Regions from separate parts of the Homo sapiens genome. Here region 2 is linked to region 1. Evidence: chromatin loops called from intact Hi-C (ENCODE). Cell type or tissue: PC-3. All regions are shown on one strand.

The links. Peaks named below come from ENCODE experiments on the same cell type or tissue, not always from the same donor. Only the 100,000 strongest peaks of a DNase experiment are listed, where the experiment ranks them.
Region 2: a loop joins it to region 1, with 23 times the contacts of the local background. A loop is called at or near these places in 70 of 110 quality-filtered maps.

What each region holds. Positions count from the first base shown.
Region 1 is chr12:47,031,543-47,034,042 of GRCh38, forward strand. No RefSeq gene overlaps it. Among named protein-coding and RNA genes, the nearest start is that of PCED1B, 47 kb to the right of the region's middle. In PC-3, a CTCF peak has its summit at 1,218 (motif pointing right); DNase peaks (open chromatin) are centred at 1,229 and 2,429; H3K4me3 peaks cover 139 bases; H3K27ac peaks cover 896 bases.
Region 2 is chr12:47,685,434-47,687,933 of GRCh38, forward strand. RPAP3 (RNA polymerase II associated protein 3) reads right to left here. Exons shown (of 17, transcript NM_024604.3): 8 at 2,443-2,500; 9 at 1,347-1,474. Among named protein-coding and RNA genes, the nearest start is that of RPAP3, 19 kb to the right of the region's middle. In PC-3, a CTCF peak has its summit at 1,402 (motif pointing left); no DNase peak of the experiment used is centred here.

The DNA of each region.
Region 1 (2,500 bases):
CTTACCCAATCCTGAACCCCATTTTTAAAGACCCACCTGAAATCACACTTTCATTTTCCAATAAGTTGGGGTTTCTTCCCCCCACTCGGAAACAATCCCAAAGTTTGTGAGGTGGTGCCCACCCTTACCAAGGTAAGTAATAAACTATGGTTTGTCTTGTCAGTGGGTTATGTTGGGGTCAGTGGTTAAGCTCTTTGGGGAACCAGCTTTTGACAGCTCCAAAATCTTGCATTCAGAAGTCTGTAACTATTGAAAGGAGAAGTCTGTACCTGTGAACCAAAAACATGTGAGACAGGTCTCAATCAATTTAGAAAGTTTATTTTGCCAAGGCTAAGGACACACTTGTGACACAACCTTGGGAGGTCCAGGTGACAGGTGCCCAAGGTGGTTGGGGTACAGCTTGGTTTTATAGATTTTAGGGAGACATGAGACATCAATCAATATGTGTAAGATGTACATTGGCTCAGTCTGGAAAGGCGGGATAACTTGTATAGGGGGCTTCCAGATCATACGTAGATAGGAGACAAATGGTTGCATTCTTTTGAGTCTTTGATCAGCCTTTCACTGAATACACAATCTGCATGTGAGACTCGGGTAGAGGAATAGTTACTTAAGCCTTAGTCTGGCTCAATGAATCTGTATTTTATAGGTGAAGGAGGTATATAGCTTTTAAAAATCTTTGTAGTTATCTTACTTAGAAATAAAATGGGAGGCAGGTTTGCCTGATGAAGTTTCCAGCTTGACTTTTCTTTTTGGCTTAGTGATTGGGGTCCTGAGATTTATTTTCCTTTCACAACCTTAAAATCATCAGACACTGCATAAATGTGAAGGCCTAGGCTGATTTTTTTTTGAACTGGATATTATGAAAGATACAAAGGTTGAGGCTATAAACTTCAAAGCTGCCAGGATAGACTAAAACTTCATAACCAATCCACAAGATGCCAGCATTCCATCAGTGCTCAAAAATCCAAGAACGCACATGGGTCATTACAGTGTTCATGTTATTTGAAAGGAAATGCAAATATGGTAACATTTCATTTGGAAAAAGAAAAAGAATATATATGAACTACCACAAGTTTTCCAATATCTGTCTTTAAACTCCTAAGAGCTAATATGTAACAAATTTAAAGAGAGAATATTTGGTGAGAGAAGGTGGGGGTTTTCCTATTCAGCTTAATGGTAATTTTTAGAATTTCCTATTCAAGAAGCCACTAGATGGCCCTAAAGCCCACCTTTATCAAAACACACACACAGAGAGCTGGCAAGACGAAGAAGAAAAAAATTTAGCCATTTGCTCATAAGTTAAAACTGAAAAAAGATAATTCATACAAAGACATAAGGTCTATCCTGTGTTTACTTAAGGTTTTAAGAAAATCAAGTTTTGCTACAAAACTTGGAGCATTTTTCTTTCTGGGAACATATAAGTACATATCATAATAACCAACTTCTCTACAACATGCATGATTTTTGATGGTGCTAATATACTAGTGGTTAGATTTTCCAAGATTGATCGAATTATTAGAGCTTCTAAGCAGAAATTACATAGTAAAGAAATCCAATACATAAGAAATAGTGAACTTGAGTGAGATTACAACTCAGCTGAGTTGTTTGATCAGCATAAGAAACAGTACTACACAGCCTCTTTCACAACCATGTGCTGACATAGTGCACAGAGTGTTCCTGGCTCCCGTGGCCTCCCGTATCCTACCCTGGCACTTCCATTCCTCACTGGTTCCTGCGTTTCTGTCTGCCGCTCTGCAGGGACAAGGACTGTGGCTCTCTTGTGCAAGGTTACCTCTCCATCACCTATTGTAACTGGTCATTGGAGCATTTCTGGCATGCCAGTGCCAACTATAGTGTGCTTAAAACATATCCACCAAAGTTTTACACCGTACTTAGAAGTGTTCCATGTTATTTGTATTTAGAGCTATAAATCAGTTGATTTATTCAAATCAGAAATACAAATGAGATAAAGGGACAAAGTTCCACAATTCTGCTGATTCAAAGTAAAAATAAGGTATTAGTCCAGGTAGAGTGGAAAGCACAAATTCATCAGCAGTAACAAGTGGAAGCCAGGCGTGTCCATGAGAACAGTGGAAGTCTCCTGGGAATTAGGAGACATCTTGGAGAAGACAGTGGGTTTTTCCACAGGGCATAAAATGGGTATTCAAGCCAATCTGATTAAAATCTTCAGAGGCAAAAGACCCTAGCAGACCCAAAGTTATTATATAAGCATTTTAAAATAGAAACTGCATAGAGAAGTGGCAGCTGAAATACAAATGACAAAAAGCCTTTGGGTAAATTGGCTCAGGAGCTTTGTGATGCTAAAGAAAATGGAATCAGCCACAGGCAACAGAGAAGGCAGATGGGGAAAGACACAGTCCTGAGGAATAACCTTTGCAAGCACATCTGCGACGTGACACAGCCACTGAACATTCCCTGAATACAGCCGATAAGATCAAGAGCGAGCATTTCTTAATCAGTCATTGCTCTAGAGTCT
Region 2 (2,500 bases), 650 kb after region 1:
CTCAAAATATTGCTTATGCTCACCACTATTCAGAATTACAGTAAAAATTTAACCTGTTGCTTATTTGCATGTGATTGCAGTGTCTGGTTTATAGATACTCTTGTGACAAGGCTGGCAACTGTTGGGCAACTCTGCCCTAGTAGTTATTCAGAAGACAAAGAGCTAAGGCATGTGTTATCACATTGGAAATCTAATCATCTACGTTGCTTCAGGTATTCCCTATCCACACTTGCTTGTTGATCAGTACGTGGAAGATGTGTCGAGGATCATCCCAAAATTTGGTGTCCTTACTGAAACCTTACAATCATGTCTTTAAAATTTTTTTAACATTAACTTGTCTGTATTTTAAATGTAGTTTCAAATACAGTACAATCACATGCAAATAAGCAGCAGGTTAAATTTGTACTGTAATTCTGAATATTGGTGAGCATAAAATACAGCACTTGCCTGTATTTTAAATGTAATTTCTCATTTTGAGGTGTGTTAATAAAAAATCAAATATACTACTATATCACAATTTTTAATATTTTCAAAACTATATTTTGATATAATTGGTTTCCTTTGTAATCCTAGTTGTACAGTTAAGCATTTAAAAATATCCTGAGAAGCGTTCAACATACAGCTAAAGGGGAATTCATGGCACTGAAGAAGTTTCGAATTCCTATTTATACTATTTACAGGCTTTTTAAAATTCTGGCATTAGTCTGTAAAGTATAACAAGAGAAACAAAGTCTAAGTCTAAGTTTCTGCCATCGGATATAATTCTACTGATTGTCCAACTTGGGCACAACCAGAAAAAGCTGGTTAATATAGGATCAAATGTTTGTTACATATGTTATTAATCAGCAGTTTCAATGACAGCAGTTCTCTTTTGTTATACATGTATGTATATAAAACATTTCCAGATAAGACTTTGCCCAAGGGGCTCTGAAGTGAAAAATAATTTTTAATCAAGATCCAGAATACTATACATAAAGCGACTAGAGAAAAACTGGTAAACTGTGTAATGCCAGACTTAAAAGCGGGAAAATATTAACAAGAACATCTACTGAATACACACCTTGTGCCTGGAACTATGTATACCACAGGTACATAAACACACACATACACATACACACACACACACACACACACACACACACACTACTTTTCCCCTCTCATTTCACTTTAATTTAAATGCTCAAAAATACATAAATTAAATTTTAACTTACTTAAATTTACCATAAATTGGCATGTGAGCTAACCTAACACGCCATAATTGGCATGTTAGGTAACTTATGGTAAAAATTTACCAATTTATTGTAAATTTTTATCCTGAACAGCACTAAAATGTAACCAATACTTACTTCTGAATCTTCAGATAGGCCATAGCTCTGTTAGCTGGAAGAAGGGCATTAGCACCATCTGCTGCTATCCCTCGAGTATAGCATTCAATTGCTCTTTCATATTTCCCCTCTTTGAAAAATCCATTCCCCTGTTATTTTGTAGAGAGATATGGAGAATAAAAAAAAAATTTCAAAAAAAATAAATGAATTCAAATCTTATGAAACACTGCAAGGATATTCACCAACAGTATTTCAAGAAAGAATATTGTTAAAAATCTGGCCCATGAGACACGTTTTAAAATCTGTTGGTTTGGGTTGTTTCTTTTTTAATGGCATTATTCTCTTTTCAGTACTAAAAAGGAAAAACATGTATACTACATTACTTTGCAGCATTCACTATTATTCCATTAATTACATATTACGCAAAGCTTAAATTTAAAAACCTATTTTAACAAAGGTCCAAATAATATACTGTCTTAAGTTACATTAGAAGCTGTACAAAAGGACTTCATAACTCAAATAAATTTTGTGAAAGAATACAGTACCAGAATTATAAAGCCCACTCTTCAATAACTTTAATATGCCCAAATATAAGATAAATTCAGCTGTATTGGAATTTGTATACCTGATTTCACTATAACATTTACTTATAATCAGTCAAATATCACAATCAATAATCATTTCATAAATATTTATTAGGAATCCTCTGTGGGTCCAGGAAAGGCAATAAATAAACTAAACCTCAACTCATGATTAGTAGAGGAATTTCAATCAGAAACAGTCCAGTGTGAATTAATGAAAAAAGTACATTATAAGAATGGATTGTAATTAACTTCTATGTTAAATTTATAACTATGTATATGTAAATATATAAAACATTCAAAAGTAGTTTCCTAAACTTAAGTGTTTCTATAGTTATTTTTTTAATTTATATATAAAGTCATCAATTACCCAAATTTTGAATTAGTAGGTCCCAGAGGCTTTAGTGCATTTAATTCCCAATTCCTACTCAAGCAAAACTTTAATATTAGAGAAGAAAGAAATTAACTGATATACAAGAAATAAATCAACACTCAGCAAAACATATACATTGTACGTTGGAATAGCTTTGGATTACCCGATCTTTCTCTGAAATGGCCTGCTGCTTATTCTGTTGTGCTTCAATTTGCTTTCGC